Regions from separate parts of the Homo sapiens genome. Here region 1 is linked to region 2. The links are chromatin loops, found by intact Hi-C in ENCODE. Cell type or tissue: endothelial cell of umbilical vein. All regions are shown on one strand. Links, peaks and the distances in the headings refer to the core of each region. The heading gives the core; the rest is flanking DNA.

Region 1 (9,637 bases), core at 4,411-6,910, 170 kb after region 2:
CAAGTGCCAAATTCAAGCAAAAATAATTATTTCACTCCATCTGTCAGGGTTGATATTTCAGGTCTTTGTGCTATTGGTTAAATACAGCTTGTTGTTTTATACTTTGATGTAATGTTTTCATTTAGGCACATCTGTGAATTTTATTGATTGATTGGTGTGACAGTATTTAAAAGTCTCCAGTTTATTGATAGGATTGAAATAAGCTCTAATTTATGGGCTCCTCTATCAGCCAAGAGAGAGAAACCATACAGTTATGTGAACAGGGAAAGGTGACTGTCAAGAATTGTTAACTGTAATGGGATTAGAATAATGAGGGATTGGCTAGTCAGAATAAAGAAAGCCTTAGAGGATTCAGGAATAGCAGATATAAGGAGGAGACCCCTGCCCCCAGCCTGAGGTGGAACATCCAGTGAGAGATCACAGCCATGGCTCACGGGGTGGCAGAGAAGTCACTATGATGCTGTGTTGACGGAACTTGAAAGCAGTTCGTGGGAAGGCATCTCACCAGAGGCACTGTGTGTGCAGGGGTGGCGACATGGCTGGAGTGTGCCTGCAGGATCCTGCCAGGGAGCCCTCTAGCCAGGAGGCAGAACTCTTCTCCTGCTATGTCTCTAGTGCCCTGTACTGAAAAAGCTGAACATCATGCCAGCTGGCAAAGGAAAAATAGTTAAAGGTCACAGATCCATTTTCACAGAGCAGGCAAAAAGCAGAGTTTGGCACTGAGAGGCAATAAATCCCCACCTCCAAACTCCTAAGTAGTTTTTTGGGAAAAGCATTATGCTTATCAGTGGTTACAGAATACATATTCCTAAGATTTCTTGCAAACAATGAAATCCCAAGCATTATTAATAACCACTCTGTAACACATAGGCCAGGATGTACCAGCAAGGACTACTGTATCTGAGAGACTGATTGGAGATTTTCTTCTGTTACTTTAGCACATTTAAAGTACACACACACACACACACGTGTCATTATATAGTTGACTGAAAGTGGAGTGCTAGTAAAATTATACTGTCATTTTCTGACTTAATTTGAGGTGACTTTAAACTCAGAAATCAAGAAAAGGTTTTCACAACGTGGTACTTAAAACTCCCATACTTCTAGCATGGGCAACACAGCAAGACACTGTCTCCACAAAAAATTTAAAAATTAGCCAGGCATGGTGATCTGTGCCTGTAGTCCCAGCTACACAAGATTCTGAGGTGGGAGGGTTGCTTGAGCCCAGGAGTTCGAGGCTGCAGTGAGCTGTGATCATACCACTGCACTTTAACCTGGAAGAAAGAGTGAGACCCTGTCTCAAAAACAAACAACAATCCTCCCATATTTGTAATGGACATGTTAATATGGCAATACTAAAGTAATTTTTATAGTGGTAAAAGTGTTTACTGAACCTACTTAGTTAAGACAAATCGTAATCAAATAATGCTGCAGCCAGTCAGTGCTTACTGAGTAAGCCGAGGTTTAAATAAATAGATTGTTGATAAACTACATTATCAAGATTCCTTGGTTACAGACAGTGGGAAGCAACTGTACAAATTTAAGGAGAAAAAAAAGAGGAACATTTGGAAGGAAGTGAGGTAGATGACAAAATTGAAGGACAAGCTGGAAAACTAGGACACAACCCGTGCAGCCTAGAGAATCCAGGTAGCAGGCACTGATGGCAGGTTTTGTAGGGCACAGTCAGTGCGGTGAATCCACTCCAGGTGTCTGCCACTTCAATTCAGAGTTCCTATTCCAAGATATGTCTTGATTGGCCTACTGTGAGTCTCATGCTCACCCCTTGGTCAGGGGACGGCAAAGCACTGAGATACCAGGCTGCAAAAACAACTTATTCCTGAACTCAAGAGGGCATACCTCACAGACACTTAGTTTTTCTCTCCATTTCTTAGTTCCCTTCTTTGGTGTTGGCTTCATTTTTTGGCTCTCTCTGGTTGAAAGATGGTTGCAGTAACTTCCAGCCCTCTGATTCTGTTTGGTTCACATCCAGGGTCATCCCTGAATCTGAGCACTGTGGCCCAGGGGATGCTGTGCCCTTCGATTAGTCAGACACAAAATGGATCCCTGGAGCCACTGCCCCTAGAAGTCCACAGATTGTGGGTGAGAGGAAAATCAGGATACAGATACCAGTGAGAGGAGGAAAGGAAGCTGAGTGGCAGAGTAACAGACAGTTCATCAACCTTATTTCACAGAGACAGCCAACCAAAATGAGAAGCATTACTTGTTCTGTGATAAAAAGCCAAATGGAAGAAGATAATATAGAAAGACATTGGTGAAGCAAGGAGGTGGAATACCTGTGTCAGTGGCTAGACAAGAAGCACCATAAGATGCTGAAAAGGTGAGAGGCCAAGAGACGCGTTTCTTAAGAAGCGTGGTCAGTTCAGGCTGCGGTAACTCCATACTGGGCTGCGGGGCTTTGTCTTGTTTTGTTTGAGCCATGATAGTGAGTCTCGAGAATTAAATCCTGGGGCTGAAGTCTGTATTAACTCTAAAATGAAAATAATATCAGGGTTCCTTTGAAATACCTGAGACCAGCTGATTTTGTCATACCTCTCTTACGATCTCCGTGATTCTTCACCACCCTTCCGAAGTATAGGTCCCTGCTGTCATCTCTTCCTAACTAGTAATCAAATCCCAGTGCTGCTCTGAAGTTTCCTCATCCTTTTCTCCAGATCTTTTCCCCCTGCCTTGTGGTGCATGGTCCTCTGGTTAACAAAGACCTTTATCTTTAGCTCTGCACCCTCCTCAATGCCCCCAACACATACTGTCTGCACTTCATTGAAACCACTTCTCATCAGGCCAGGAATCAGGGTGGAGCGGAGGCATGAGGGAAGGATTCAACATTATCCTGAACCCTTTTCACCATAACCATTTATAACGTTGTTTTTTTTTTTTATTTTTTTGAGATGGAGTCTCGCTCTGTCACCCAGGCTGGAGTGCAGTGGCGCGATCTCAGCTCACTGCAAGCTCCGCCTCCTGGGTTCATGCCACTCCTGCCTCAGCCTCCCGAGTAGCTGGGACTACAGGCACCTGCCACCGCGCCTGGCTAATTTTTTGTATTTTTAGTAGAGACGGGGTTTCACCGTGTTAGCCAGGATGGTCTCGATGTCCTGACCTCGTGATCCACCCACCTCGGCCTCCCAACGTGCTGGGATTACAGGCGTGAGCCACTGCGCCTGGCCGACAACCATTTTATAATTTTTTTAAATTTTGTTTCCTGTCATTCCTTTTATTCACTTTTTTTAAAGTTTATTTGCAGTACCATTCACTCTGTGGTGTGTAGTTACGTGAGTTTTAACAAACACATACAACCATATAACCATCATCACGTGAAGATGCAGAATAATTCTGTCGCCCAACAAAACAACTCCCTTGCACTGCCCCTTTGTGGCCAGACCCTTCCTCCCACCGACAGTTGCTGGTCTATTTTCAGTTTCTACAATTTTGCCTTTTCAAGACTGTTATATAAGTGGACCCTACGTGACATAGTCTTTTGAGTTTGGCTGCTTACATTTAGTATACGTTATATCCAAGTATAGTTTTCTTTGAGTTTATCTTGTTTGGTATTCACAGAGCTTTTTGACTTATAAATTTATGTATATCACCAAATATGGGAAGTTTTTCACCACTATTTCTTCAAATATTTTTTTCTTCACTGATCTTCCTTCTCCACCTCTGGGCCTCCAGTGAAATGAATGTTGGGTCTTTTAGTATTATCCTTCAGGTCCCCGAGGTACTGTTCATTTTTTTCAGTCTCTTTGTTTTCCAAATTCAGTAATTTTTCTCTGTTAAGTTCACGTACTCTTTCCTCTTTCATGTCCATTCTTCTCTTGAGCCTATCCAATGAAGTTTTAAATTCAGATGGTTTAGTTTTTTAGTTCTAAACTTTTATTTGTTTACTCAAGTGTATTTTTATTTGCCTCCTGGAGCATAGTTATAATAACTGCTTTAAAGCCATTGTCTGATAATTCCAAAACTTGGGTCATTTGGCCATTGATGTCTGTTGTCTTTCGCCCTGACAGTTGGCCACATAGTCTGGTTCTTTGTATGAGGAGATATTTTGGATTTTATCCTGGACGTTTTGAGTATGTCATATAGACTTTTAGTACTATCAGACTCTTCTAGAAAACACTGGTTTGTTGTTTTGTTTTTGTTTTAGCAGGCAATCAGCCTGGGTAGGTTCAAGGCTTCCAGTGTCAGCTCAGTACTAGGCTCTCACTATGCTGCTTTGGGCCTGGCCCACATGTAGGAGTTAGTCTGAGGCTTGGGGCAGGGGGGTGTTGACATCGTAGTTCAGATCTCACAGCCTTTGTTCTGCTGTTTTGAGTCTGCCCCATAAATGCATAACTCAAAGGTGAGCCCAAAATGGTGAAGGTTTGTACACAGAATTGGGAGATTCCCTTTTCCAGCTGATTTCTCTCTGGGATCCCTGACTCTCCTGGGATACGTCCAGCTCACAGGTGCTCCTTTCTTTAGTCCTCTGCTGCGAAAGATGGGTTTCTCTTGGTTGTAGGTGTCAGTGCCATGCCTGCTACAGCATGGCTGTGATTGGGGCCCACTCCCTGGGCAAAGGTTTGAGAAAAGGAAATGAGAAAGTCACCCCCACACAGATTGCCTTCCCTACATTTTAACTCCTCTTCCCAAACCACCTACTTTTGTTACTTTTCATTATTTATGTGTTTGTGTTTATATTATACTTTGTCCAGTTTCGTTGTTGTTGTTGTTGTTGTAATTGGCAGGAGAGAGGCTGTAGCTGGCATAATCCATCTTGCCCAGACCCAGAAGGCCTGACTCCATCACTACCTGGTTTAGTTTGCTATGCTGCGTAACAAATACCACTAAATGTAGTGGCTTAAAGCAGTGCACATCCATTGCATGGTTTCCATGGGTTCAGGAGGCTGTACTTACCTGGGCCCTCTGCAAAGCTGTGCAGTCAAGGCCAGGAGCTGTTTTCATCTGGAGGCTCTGCTGGGTAGCGATTGGTATCCAGGCTTCCTCAGGCTGCTGGCTGAATGCCGTTCCTTGCAGCAGTAGGATTCATGACAGCTTGTTTCTTCAAAGCCAGCAGGGAAGAGGGAGACTCTAAAGCCAGTCTGCTAGAAAGTTGGAGTCTTACGTAACACAGCCAGGGAGTGACAACATACACCTTTGCCATATTTCAATGGCTAGAAGCAAGTCGCTGGTCTCTCTCATACTCCACAGGAAGGGATTATACAAAAGTGTGGAAATCAGAAGACCATAGAGTCTGTCAAGCACAGGTCTTCTTCACAACTTCTGGTCCTGTTGGTCAGAGCCATTTGGCAATGAGTCGCCTTTTCCACCCCAAGTCCAGGTGTCATGCTGAGTGACTTAAGCATTCTTAGAGGCAGTCCATCCAATATGCTGGCTTACAGGCTTTGGACCTTCTCTATACCAATGACTTTATTTCACTTTAGAACCCAGTCCTTGTGACTCTAAATCTCAAGCATACTCTCTATTCTGTTTCTTTCCATAGTCTATATAGAGTATTAAATATAATTAAAGTTTTACCTTGTCTTTCCTTTTAGATTTTATGCTCAAGGCTGAGACTATTTTGTCTTATCCTTCTCATACTGCCCACAAAAGTCTAGCAAATACTTCCTGCACATAGCAGATAGTCAAATACATGTTGAATAAATTAAGACCATAACTATTTCTATGACAACTGCATAGCCTACCAGTTCCGTCCCCTTCTCTTTTTAATTTTGTCTGATAACATTTTACCAGCCCTTCCTAACATAAACACTGAAAGGAAATTCTAATTGAATTAGTCAGTTTCAAAATAGTGGCATGTAACACACACACTCTCTGTCTCTCTTTCTCCCTCCGCCCCCCCCCCCCCACACACACACAAATTAGTGAATATTTTGATGACATGGCATTGGAGTCCAACCAGTATAACTTCAGAGTATGGTCTCTGGTGTTCTTTGTAGGTGAAACTAAGGACGAGAAACATTTACAATTTCTGATAACTAAACCTCAAAGACAAAAACAGGCCCCTGCCCTCTTTTATTGAATTTTCTTCTTTTACAAATATAGGAAGTAGTCAACTAACAAAAAGACTGGTAATTTGTAACATTTTTCATCCAGAATTGTTTTGCATGAAGTGGCTGGATTCTCAGTCTACCTACATAATTTCACCTTTTGAATCATTATTTCTCTTTCTCCATCAGAACCTCTGAAACAAAAATAAATTATTGTTTCTCTGGGAAAATCTACAGTTTAACTAGGAACACCGAAATGATACCCACAGAGGCCCATTTGTGGGAAATCTTTTCACCCTTTCCTCCTCCTAGCTGCCTCCAAAATATGAGTGTTGCTCCTTTTTCTACCCAGAGCCTCCTAATCTTGTGATTGCTAAATTATTTGAGAATGAAAGAAACAAAGGGAAAACCCAAGTTATTAAAAAATGTTTTCTTCCTAATAAAACTCAGTACAGAGGGATCCACTATAGTATACCTCACCATACCATATGAGGTATAGGTAATTTATATCCAATTTGGCCCTTCAAACTTGCTCTGGGCCCAGCAGTTGAGCCCATATCAGATTTCCTCCTTACCTAGTTGCCGTTGCTACTGAAACATAAGCTGAAACACCAATCGAAGGGATGCTTTTCTCTTCAGCAGAGCTGGATAGGACAGCTGGAGTTCTTTGCAGTGGCGGTATACTGGAAAGGAGGTGAAGATGTATGAATAGAAGAATGACTGAATAATATGATAACATTCACACCATGGTACATTATGGAGCCATTAGAAATAACAGATTGGACATCTCAGTAGGGGGAGGGAGAGAGAAGGGAGATCCTCCTTCCCTGCAAGTATTGAATGAGAAAAGCAAGTTGCAAAAAAGTTTCTATAACATAATCCCAGTTATACCAACAGTGATCCAATAAAATCTTTGTAAAAATGTTTAAGTATATATGTTTTTATACAGTTACACGAGCAGGGACAAAAACAAAGATATGAATCTAGGTGGTTTTAACGTGGGTCATGGGGGGAGGAGATATTTGACAGGGATATGGAAGGGGGAGAAAGTAGATAAGGGATGCCAAGCATGTCAGAAACAGGAAAGCAAATATTGTCCTGGGGGGAAGCATGATAAGATTATATTTACAAATGTATGTTGATCATGTATATTTAAACGTAATTTTAAAAAGAAAAAGTTCTGTGATTAAAAAGTAAAATTTTCCCAGTCTGGCCATTCCTTTTCTTTATTCTCCTTGCTTCTTGACTTATAAATTTATTTTACAACTTAGAAAAAATACAAATTGACTCTCCATTTAATTGATACATTTGTTTTTTTTTTCTTTTAATAGGTGAAAACACTTTTCAAATCCAAGTTTATAATTTCACTGTGCAAGGTAGACAGTAACTTTTTAAATACTACTTGATCATATCAGAAAATAAAGTTTTCCTTAAAAGGAAAACTTACAGATTTTCTCCACTGTAAATTTCAGCTGAGATTATATACCAGAAATTGGTACCAGAAATGCCCTGAAGAGTAACAGATTCTTCTCAGGGCCGCAGAGAAAGAGTCCTCCTACCAAGGCACTTATAGTCCAGAGGACAGAGGAAGCTCATAATCTCATTTAAAGCCAGGACATGTGGCTCCCGACTGTAACAGAAAAATAGCCTTTGCAGGAGGCCAGCGCCCAGGCAGATGCAGATGTTCATCTTGTCAAATTCTCACTGCATTTTATACTTGTTGCTGTTGTAATAGCGATAATTTGTTTTACTGATTTTTGTAAATATCTTTGAAAGTATATGTATTCTTATCTTGCTTCCTGCTATAATCCCAGAGCACTTATAAAGCTATTGTTCAGGCTGGGTGTGGTGGCCCACACCTGTAATCCCAGCACTTTGGGAGGCTGAGGTGGGAGGATCACTTGAGGCCAGGAGTTCGAGACTAGCCTGGACAACATAGCACGCCATCTCTGTTTACAAAAATAAACAAAGCTTTTCTTCAGAAAATACTTATTAAATGAATCAGTCCCCACCTCCCTCCATCCTTGTTTTTGTCCCTGGTGCTTACTACAATAAATAGCACATGTTAGTTGTATAGTTCTTCAGTGATTGAATTAGTGAACATATGAGATGGACTTGAGGTGTAGACTCTCTAGGAAAAGAAGTGATTAAAATAGCTTAGAAGAAAAAGGAAGAGTCAGGAAATGGGAAGATTCAGTGAGGATCAAGAACAGGTGCCATGTAAATAGTGATAAGAATAGGAAGTTATGGTCAGAATGCGGGATAGTGGCATCTAAAATTTCAGCAGTGGTGCAATTCTGGGTGGTTAGGGTCTAGTAGCTAATACTATAGATAAAGCACCCTGGTGATCAGGTGGGGGAAACTACATGTTTTGGCATTTGAGGTTGGACTGGTAAAACAGCCAGTTCCCTACCTAATATCCCTAAAGCAAAACCCACTGCGAAGGAAATCCATCCCATACATACAAAGCCCCTAATTGGTATTTCAGTGCCTGAACAGACAACCAAGGGTTACTACAGAGTTGAGGAAAGGCTTTCAGATCAGAGAGTATCTAAGGGAAGAGGCATCCAGAGAAGGAAAAAAGATATGCAGAAAACTTAGAAGATTTTCAGAGAAAAGAATAGAGATGATTTTGCATACCTAAAACAAGAACAGGGTGTTGTGGAAAAGGAGCATTCAAGAGCACAAGAAGGTTAACAATTTTAAACATCACAATAAAAAACTCAGTAGAAGGATTAGAAGATCAAGTTGAATCAAGCACCCTCAAAATAGAAGCACCAATAAAAGAGTAGAAAACATAAGAGAAACAACAAGTTACAGGTGATCAATCCAAGAGATTCAATATGTTGTTATTTAGAAACAGAAGGAAGGTGTTTTCAAGAAAATAGAGAACTGAAAGGTATGAGCTGAAAGCATCAGCCAAATGCCAAGCACAAATAATGGGGGAGAAAAGATACATCACCCTGAAATTTCAGAACCCTAGAGATCAAGTGGAAAAAATAAAGCATGGCCAGGCTTGGTGCGTCACACTGGTAATCCCAGCACTTTGGGAGGCCAGGGCAGGAGATCGCTTGAGCCCAGGTATTCGAGACCAGACTAGGGGCTGGACTGTAGGAGCTGTATCTTACTCCATATCATACCCTTATCCCCAGCAATGCCTGATGATGGGTTGGTGTTCAACAATGTGGACTGAATGAATGAGACAGCCGGCTACTGAAGAAGTCAGGGCAACCTGCAGTGCTGTTAGGGAAGTGTCCCTTTCTAGCACCTTCTCAGAGGGTCCTCCTGTATACCATATGCGAAATTCTGACTTAAGATTTGGAGCAGCTAGTGCTTTTTCATTGTTTGACTTAACATGATCATCAAACTTATACTAGTTTTCTTTGTATTTAATAGGGAGAAAGAGCAAGAAACACAAGAAGAGGAACGTTTGATGGAAGAAAAGAAAAAGAAAAAGCAGGAAGAAAAGAAAAAGAAGGAAGGTGCTCAGAAAAAGGTTTGGCTGAAGTTCCTGCTTCATTGTCTTTGTATCATTGTGTGTCTCATTTGCATCATCATAGCCATTATATGACAAGGTTTCATTCTGTTACTTTTTAAATCAATATGCCAAGTCTATAATTAGCGAATAATAGATA
Region 2 (9,637 bases), core at 3,695-6,194:
CATGATTTGAACTCGCTTAGTTGCTCTTCAATGAAGTGCAGAGCCCTTGGTTCCCTGCACGCACACCAGCACGCCCAGCCTGCGCGTTCCTCTCTGCTCCTCCCGAGACACTGCAGGCTGCACCTACGCGAGCGCTTGGTCCTCCCTCCCTCGTGTCGTCTCAGGAGCTCCCTGCAAGAGGCCCACCCTGCCTATGAGTTCCTAGTCTCCGGGGCCCTGCCTTAGTTACTTTGCATGTGTTGATTGGACATTAATCCCAAGCTAGGTATTTTACCGACCTGGGTGACTTTACTTTTTGGGGAACAGAGGCGTTCTTTGTCAGCTTGCCCGCTCTGTGGACTTTGTGTGCATGTGGGTGGCTGTGTTCAATGGATGACCTGCTGGCACTTGGGATGGAACAGTCCAGTCTCCTACCTCCTGGCTGTGCCTTAGAGAAGTCTGAGGAAATGACTTCCCTGGACAATACACACCTCTCCACTAGATTGCTGCTGGCTCTTCACCAGCAAAGCCACCTGGAAGGTAGCTCTGGCATGGAGAGTTTTTCACCAACCCTGAGCTCCTCAAAGATGCTCACCTGGCTCAAGCCACTTCCACCTTCCTCCTTCTGTGCCTAGCACAGTGCCAGGCATGTAGGAGATGCTGGCAAATGTGTGTGAACTCATTCATTCATTCATTCATTCATTCATTCATCTCTAAGATGGTCTCAATTCTCCCTAAAGGCCAGCATTCCTCTGCAAGAGACTGGAGAACCTGGCGTGTATCTGTGTAAGAAAACCCTCTGTGGAGAGCTGGTAGGGCCATATGGCCCCCAAAGAACAAAATAGAATAAGCCGGTATGGGGGACTAGACAGGGGCATGTCCAGGTGCCAGGGAACATGAGTACCGGTAGGCAGCTCCACCAAGCCTGGCTGCTGACGGCAGAGAGCAGACTGGGGGAGTCCAGGCATAAAGGCCAAGGTGTGACCTTGACCCCCAAAGGAGTAGAGGAGAGACCGAGGCAGCAGGACTCTGGCTGGGGCTGACAGCCCAAAGTCTCTCCTACAGAGCAGTGGTCAGTGCCCGAGGAGCATTAGAAGGGCACTCCCTCAGGGTAGCTCCCCCCGCCCTGCCACCCCTCCCCATCACTGCCCCCACTCAGGAAGCAGAGGCTGGCTTCCCCGAGCCAGGAATTCCTAGACCCCCAGGGTGTCTGTGATCATCTCTATCCGCAACCCCCACCCCCACCCCCCGCCGCTTCCCACGTCAAGGAGACCTCACTGCCAACTCTTGGGAACCTTCATTGCTGGCATCTGCTAGAGATGGCCCCTGGGACCTTCAGGGCCTCAGACACCCACCCACACACCCACCCCAATTTCCCAGACCATGCAACAGTGTCCTTGAGAGGCCTCTCAGAGCAGGGCAGGATCGTGAGCTTGGGGGCTTCACAGACCTGGGATGGAAAACAGCACTTACAGTTGCCTGGCCTTGAACAAGCCACCCTCCCAGGCCTGAGGTTTGCTTGTCTATTCCGCAGAGGGGATGACACCGCCCCCACCCCCAGAACTGCTGGGAAGGGGAGCCATAGGGTGACATGCAGACAGCACCTGAGACAGAGCTTTCCCCTCCTCTCCACAGCCTCCCGCCCCACCCTGCTCCGTGAGTGGAGTGATCACATCTTCCGCACCCAAAATTGAAACACGTGGTTTGACAAAGGATTTCTGGGCTCTTGCTAGATACACAAGGGGGTTTGAAGGATTCCATCTGAATGTCAAAATGGCAGGAAATCCACATCCTGCAGGTGAAGCTGACTTTGAAAACAGGACTGCTCTGGGACTCCAGAGTGAGTCTCCTCCACAGACACAAGGGTTGGTCCTGCCTGACCCCAGATATCCAGCCTTCCCCCTCACCTGCTACCTTGCCCATTACCTGAGGCCTGGGCTGCAGGGTGCCCACCCCCATCCTTGATGCAGCAACAAGGACTGAACGTCCCTGGCTCAGCATGGAGCTGGTGCCAAGAGCAGCCCACCAGGCAGAGGAAGAGAACTGAATCCACCACTACTGCGGAGGGAAACGATGCAATTCATAAAAAGCATCAGACCCTCCCCGGCCCCGGCATCACTGCAGGTGGAGACAGACCCCAAACAGGTGCCTGGGCTTCCACTACAAATCACCCTATTGGGAAAAAAAGGGTGAAAGATCTCTATAATGGAAAACCATGACTCAGTTCTGTTGGTTTGTTTGTTTTTTAAGGCAAAGCTCTCAGCTCTGCAAAACAATCCCAGGGTCCTTATAATTTAATCAAAAGGTGGGGCATTTGGTCCACCCTGAAGAGCCAGGCATCATTTTCTGGATGTCTGTTCAGCTGGAAGGAGAATGAATCTCTTCCTTTCTAAAACAATAAAAAGGTGGATAATTAGCGTGTAATGGTTAATGGGTAATTTTACAGGGGCGAGCTGAGTTCATAACATCATTCTGAATATATTTGCATTTAACTGAACTCCTTTTTTCTGTCTCTCTTCTGTGATTTTTTTTGTTGTCACTGTAATTATTTTAATTGAGATCTTCCTGTAATGAAAACAAAGAACAATGTCTGTGGGAGGCTTCTGAGGTGGCCGTGAGCTTGGCGGTGCCTCCTCTCCCAAGTCAGCTCAGGGTCCGCAAGCCCCTCACTCAGCCTCTGGAGGCCTCTGCCCTCTCCACCTGCTCTCTCACTCGGCTCCACTGACGACAGGAACAGGCAGGGAGGCTTTGTGTATGCGTGTGTGCCTGTGTGTGTGAGGGCTTCTGTGTGCATGTGTGTGCATGTGCCCATGTGTGTGCATGTATATGCATGTGGGGTGTGCGTGCGTTCATGTGTGTGCATGTGTGTGAGCGTGTCCGTGTGTGTATGTATATGCATGTGGGGTGTGTGTGTGTCCATGTGTATGCACGTACATGCGTGTGGGGTGTGTGTGTGTCCATGCGTGTGTGCATCCATGTGTGTGCATGTATATGCATGTGGGGTGTGTATGCATTCGTGTGTGTGTGCGTGTATGCATGTATGATGTGTACATGTGTGTGCATGTACGTGTGTGTGCATCCATGTGTGCCCGTGTGTGTGCATGTATATGCATGTGGGGGTGTGTGTGTGTCCATGTGTATGCACGTACATGCATGTGGGGTGTGTGTGTGTCCATGCGTGTGTGCATCCATGTGTGTGCACGTATATGCATGTGGGGTGTGTATGCATTTGTGTGTGTGCACGTGTGTGCATGTATGATGTGTACATGTGTGTGCATGTACGTGTGTGCATCCATGTGTGCCCATGTGTGTGCATGCATATGCATGTGGGTGTGTGTGTGTCCATGTGTATGCACGTACATGCATGTGGGGTGTGTGTGTGTCCATGCGTGTGTGCATCCATGTGTGTGCATGTATATGCATGTGGGGTGTGTATGCATTCGTGTGTGTGCGTGTGTGCATGTATGATGTGTGCATGTGTGTGCATGTACGTGTGTGTGCATCCATGTGTGCCTGTGTGTGTGCATGTATATGCATGTGGGGGTGTGCGTGCACCCATGTGTGTCCACGTATATGCATGTGGGGTGCGCATGTGTTCATGTGTGCATGCATGCATGTGCGTGTATGCACGTGTGTGTGCATGTGCATGCTTTCGTGTGTGCATTTGCCTTCCTTCACTGACCCTCACCTGTTCCAGGACAGAGTCTTGCTATGTTGTCCAGGCTGGACAGTGCAGTGGCTATTCACAGGCGTGATCACAGCTCACTGCAGCCTCGATCTCCTAGCCTCAAGTGATCCTCCCGCCTCAGCCTCTGAGTAGCTGGGACCACAGGTGTCTGCTACTGCACCAGCTTCAGTGCAGACGTGCAAAGGTACAAAGTGAACACTCAGGAAGCTCAGAGAGAGCCTGTGGTCCCCAGGAAAGGCAGCTCAAAGGCAGCTTCTAGGGATAAGGCCAGCAAAGAGCTTCAGGCTGTGCATCACATGTCGACCACCTTGGCTTTGGGGTCCTAAATGTACCAAACACAGGGAGGATGGGAAGAGGTGCCTGCTCACAGAAGCCTCTGTCCCAGCACAGAGGGGGCTGCCCTCGTTTCTTCAGCTCCCTGTCTCTCCACATGGTCACCAGGAGCATTGCTCAGGAAGGCCAGTCCCTGGGAAGGAACAGTAACCTTCCCAGAATGAAAGCCGCAGTCTAAGCCACAATGGGGCCATCTGTGAGGCTGACAGGGCCTCAGCACAGCTGGGGACACAAGCAGGCAGCAGACCCTGGAAGACTCCATCCCTGGAAGTCCTGATCAGGAGGGGCACCGGCCCACCCACTCAGCCCAGCCCAGCAGGGCACCTCTCCCAGAGCCGGTCCCTTCTCCCTCTGCCCCAGTAACAAACCTTTCCTCCCAGGAGTGCTGAGTGGCGGGGGGGTGGGGCAGAGGAAACTCCACCCTGATTTTTCATTGTTTTTACAGAAAAGTTAGTTTCTGCCAAAAGGAAAAAATTAAAATGGGAACAGCCTCCCCCACCCCTGGGGAATTGTTATTCTCTTGATTAAGCCCTCGCCTGGCCTGGCCACCGATGCTGTGCCTGGCAAATCCTCTCTCCTCCTTAGCTAAAGAAGGCCTTCCCGCTTCCTGCTCAGAAGGCCCAGGCCTTGTTGGAGTTTGAAGCCAAAGCAAAAAAGAGGCAGGACCAGTCGACCTGGGCGTGAGCAGGAGGGGCCCGGAGAGAGGGCCCCAGTGCACAGCCATGACCCAGGACCACCTCCGGACCCCACCCACCCCTCTGGACACACAAGTTAGGGTTCTGATTCTGAAAAGTTGTCATTGAGTCTCTGCAGCCTCCAAGGCTCCGTCAGTCCTAAAGTTTATCCTCCCTCCCTCTCCTTGGAGAACCAGCCCACTCAGGCTCACCGTGAAAGCCGCTGAGCTGTGGGCGTTCTATTTTCCCTTTCCGGCCTCCTCTGAGTCACAGTGCTGGGAGGAGGGGGAAGCCACTCTTGGAGATGGGCCCTCTTCTCCCCTTCTTGGAAGGCCCTGGGGGTAACTGGCTTTTGATCCCCTACCCCAGCCTGTGGGTGGATGGCTGCACCCTGCTGTGCCCAGGCCAGTGTCCCTTCCCAGCCTGGCCCAGCTCGGCACATCCTGGCTCCCTGCTTCCCTGTCCCAGGCAGGTGATGTCTTCAAGCATCTGTCTCTGCTATTTGGGGAGGTCAGGTAGGGGTGGGTAGGGTTGACGCCTGGGCCGATAGTAAGTTGAAATGCTGGGAGGAGAGAACAGGAGACGTTCACCCCTCCCACCACCTCCAGAGAAATCCAAGGCAGAAGTGAGGCAAAGGCCAACGGGGCTGTATACAGGGCCGAAGGGGAAGGTGCAGGTGCGGGCACTGCCCGCAGCCCATTCCATTTCCGGGCTTGCTGACTGAGCTCCCACTGCCAGCGCCTGCGCCTCTTTCTCTGGCCACGAGCGCAGCAGACCAGAAGTGCCAGGGAAGCAACACCTGCCCCCAGCCAAAGCAGCCCTCAGTCAAAGCCCAGCAGGGTTTGGTGCATGAATGCCCCAGGTCCCTGGGTCCTGAGGGATGAGCCTCCACCTGCCTCCCAAAGGTTCTGGCAGGACTGCGCTCCAGCCACCTGCAGTGGTAACCGGCTTCACAGCCCACTTTTTGTGTGCAAAGGTCCTTCCCTTCCCCGGCTCATTTCTCACGCCCCTGCCTGTGCCCCTGGGATCACCTCCCAAATAAACTACTGGAACTCAAGTATTTGAGTCAGAGTCTGCTTCGGAGGGAATCCAAAATAAGTTGGGAGGGGTGGCGATGCTCTAGCCACCTGCTTCTCTGTCCTCTTTCACACAAATGTATCCTGCTTCTTTCCAGATGTCCGGCTTAATGGGACTGGATTTATCTTCAAAAGTCCTGGTTTGCCTCTGATTGAAAACCAGTGTGCTCCCCATGGTTACGGACGGCTGTGCAGGTTTTTGTTTTGTTGAAGGGAATTGGCTCACTCTGAGTCAGCCGTGCACCCGGGCTGCTGATGTAGTCTCAGTGTGATGGTTAAACTTTAAGTGTCAATTTGACTGGGCTAAGGAATGCCAGACATTATTTCCGGGAGAGTGTGTGACAATGTTTCCAGGAGATTCGCATTTGAATCAGTAAAGATCTGCCCTCACCAAGGTAGATGGGCATCAGTCAATCCATTGGGAGCCAACAGAACACAAAGGCAGAGGAAAAGCACATTTTCTCTCTGCTGGAGCGGGGACAACCATCTTCTCCCACCCTCGGACACTGGACATTGGAGCTTCTCCTGGGCCGATGCCAGCACCCGCCTCCTGCCCCCGCCTCGTTCTCAGGTCTTCGGACCCAGGCTGAGTTACAGCGCAGGCTTTCCTGGTCATCCAGCTTGCAGACAGCATTTCCTGGGACTTCTTGGCCTCCATAATCGTATGAGCCAATTCCCATAATAAGTCTTCTCTTACATATCTGTATATATCCTACTGGTTCTGTTTCTCTGGAAAACCCTGACTAATACACCTGGGCTCCATTACCAAAAGTACTGTCTCCTTAAGAAAGGAGATGAGAATAACTCACTCTCCTCCACTCTGGCCTGACACCCTCTAGCCCAGGGGTCCCCAGCCCCGGGGGACTACTGGACATTGGAGCTTCAGCAGGAAGTGAGCTGTGGGTGAGCGAGTGAAACGTCATCTGTATTTACAGCCGCTCCTGATCACTCCCATTGCCCCCGAGCTCTGCCTCCTTTCAGATCAGCAGCGGCATTCAATTCTCAAAGGAGCACAATCCCTATTGTGAACTGTGCACATGTGAGGGATCTAGGTTGCACGCTCCTTGTGAGAATCTAACGCCTGATGATCTGTCACTGTCTCCCATCACCCCCAGATGGGACCATCTAGTTGCAGGAAAACAAGCTCAGGGCTCCCTCTGATTCTACGTTATGGTGAGTTGTATAGTTATTTCATCGTATATTACAATGTAATAATAATAGAAATAAAGTGCACAGTCAAAGTAATGCGCTTAAATCATCCCGAAACCATCCCCTGCCCCTAGTCCATGGAGAAATTGTCTTCCACGAAAATGATCCCTGGTGCCAAAAAGGTTGAGGATCACTGCTCTGGCCTATTATTTAGTTTTGGTAAAAGGAGGAACAGGAGAGCAGAGAGTAAATCATATCACAGGGAACTAACTAGGAAGGTAAAGGTTGAAATCAGGCTTCTTGAAAAATTATTAGGACTGGAGAAGACAAACTCAGGAGGAACAAAAGCCTCTCTTCAAGAATGCTAGGGGCTGCACTGCTACAAAGAAAACAGATGCACTCGAGGCCAGGCACGGTGGCTCATGCCTGTAATCCCAGCACTTTGGGAGGCTGAGGTGGGTGGATCACGAGGTTAGGAGTTTAAGACCAGCTTGACCAGCATGGTGAAACCTCATCTCTGCTAAAAATACAAAAATCAGCCAGGCGTGGTGGCACGTGCCTGTAATCCCAGCTACTCAGGAGGCTGAGGCAGGAGACTCACTTGAACCCAGGAGGTGGAGTTTGCAGTGAGCCGAGATGGTGCCACTGCGCTCCAGCCTGGGCAACAGAGCGAGACTCTGTCTCAAAAAAAAAAAAAAAAAAAGAAATAGATGCACTCTGTGGGCCTCGTCTTAGCCCATTTGTGCTTCTATAAGAAAACACCTTAGACTCTTCTTACAGTTCCGGAGGTTGGCAAGTCCAAGATCGAGGCACTGCGTTGGTGTCTAGTGAGGGCTGCTGTCTCTCCAAGATGGCACCTTGGGGCTGCACCCTCACATGGCAGAAGGTGGAAGGGCAAGAGAGCACTCCCTTCAATCTCAGGACCCATATAATAGTGCTGATGCCATTCATGAAGGTGGGGCCCTCATGATTCAATCACCTCCCAAAGGACACACCTCTTAATACTCTTGCACTAGGATTAAGTTTCAATGGGAATCTGGAGGGGATGCCATCATTCACGAGGGATAAAGCTAAGATGAGTGAGTGAAAGCTCTAGGAATATGGATTTTCAGTCTCATAGCTGCCTCAAGATATCGTCAGCTGCTGTTGGAAGGTTGCTGAGGTCCTCATCACAGGAGGCATTCGAATACTGGAAAACTAATTTTGGAGAATAGCACAAGAGGACTCAGTTCAAGACTAAGACTTTGGGGTTTTCCCTGGCAGGTTTTAATTTGGCCCCATGGGTAAAATGATGGATTACTGTCTCTTTGATCTGACATGTGATAATACTCATTGAACATCGATTCAGATGGGAGGCTGAGCCCTGCATGGGAGAAAGAGCAGAAAGCTGTGTGGGAAGGAGTGTGGTGGGAATGGTAGCAGCCTCAGCCTCTCCGTGTTCAGCAGGTAATCAGACCTTCCCCGACAGAAGGCAGCTCACCTGTTAGGTTGTTCCCCTACCTCGCTGTCTGGGGAATCCCAGTCCCCCATTCCCCCTGCCCCCACCACCCCAGCAGCTGATTGAAAAAATCTTCCCACTACAAATAAGGGGTCCCTATAGAGTCTGGGATCTAGCATGTTCTGCTTTCTGTTGCACTTTGGGGATCAGTCTAATGCCCCAGGGATGCAATAGTGCTCCTGACTCTGAAGTCAAAGGACCTTTTGCTGCCTGTCACTCAACCATAACTGGAGCTGACTGGGCTGATCTGTCCAGACAGCGCTCCCAACCTCCCTCCCTGGGTGACCTCCAAAGCTGCACCCTGTTCTCAGGAGGCATCTTCCCCGGCCAGAATCTCCATGCAAACCCCAAGGTTCTGTTGGAGGATACTGCAGGGTGGTCACGCCTCTGAGATGACTCTGCGGACCCTCCCAGCCCTGAGATCCCACGAGGCTTTCCTACCTAGGCCTCTGGAATGCCAGGAAAGGAAAGCCAAATGCTCAGGGCTCCTCACGCTCGCCCCAGTCCCTGGCAGAAGGGAAGCTGCCCTAAGTCTCGCTGGCTGCGGCAGTCCTCCTGGCTGCTGAGTGACTCATCAGCCTCAGCAGAGCCTACTGTGACTGGCGTAGCTCCTCCCACGCTTGCCCTGACCACCCCACTGGGAGAAGGTTCTCAGAACAGATAAGAACTAAGTAGCAGTTACTCTTGGCCTCTCTAAGGCAGGGGGACAAAACGGACCAGGCTGACCAGAGGCAAAACCATGGAGCAGGTGAAGGATGGTCCCAGACCCCTCTCTTCTGCCAGCTCCTCCCACCCTCTTGCCATCCAAAGCAACCCCATTCCCAAGTGGGGGAGCCTCTTTGAGCTCCTTACCCCAATCAGCCCTTCCTCCTACAGGGGCTGCATGCCCCCAGGAGCCCCCTCTGTCCTTGCCTCCCCTAGCCCCATTTCTTCATTGCCCCCCTTAACTGGAGGCCTGGAGGAAGACAAGTGTGTCAGGGAAAATAGTGCAAGACCTTGGAATAGGCAAAAAAGATGAATGGGTATCTATCTAGCACACCTTTTGAGGTTATCTTCATTTTTCATTGTCTTTGAGCTATTTTGCCACTCTGCAAGTTGTAGGAAACTCATAATCATGCAAATGGCCCTTATCCATAGCAACACAAATGAATTGCATCCAGTGGAATGTGGTTGAATACAGCGGAGTATCCTGCAGAATGCAATTGACTGTTGCCCTGTTGCGTGTTTGTGAATTGACTTC

Evidence for each region. Hi-C counts contacts between places; a loop is a spot of excess contacts. Peaks named below come from ENCODE experiments on the same cell type or tissue, not always from the same donor. Only the 100,000 strongest peaks of a DNase experiment are listed, where the experiment ranks them.
Region 1: it touches region 2 in a loop (6-fold over the local background); 5 of 110 quality-filtered maps call a loop at or near these places.

The regions. Positions count from the first base shown.
Region 1 is chr17:77,994,772-78,004,408 of GRCh38, forward strand. It overlaps TNRC6C (trinucleotide repeat containing adaptor 6C), which reads left to right. Exons shown (of 23, transcript NM_001142640.2): 2 at 9,399-9,498. The coding sequence starts at 9,436. Among named protein-coding and RNA genes, the nearest start is that of TNRC6C, 41 kb to the left of the region's middle. In endothelial cell of umbilical vein, for the core only: no CTCF peak of the experiment used is centred there; DNase peaks (open chromatin) are centred at 5,250, 5,740 and 6,660; H3K27ac peaks cover 2,088 bases.
Region 2 is chr17:77,825,704-77,835,340 of GRCh38, forward strand. The region is part of intron 1 of LOC105371908 (a long non-coding RNA gene); the gene reads right to left. Among named protein-coding and RNA genes, the nearest start is that of LINC01973, 54 kb to the right of the region's middle. RefSeq lists an enhancer at 2,676-3,322. In endothelial cell of umbilical vein, for the core only: no CTCF peak of the experiment used is centred there; DNase peaks (open chromatin) are centred at 4,558 and 4,878; H3K27ac peaks cover 2,101 bases.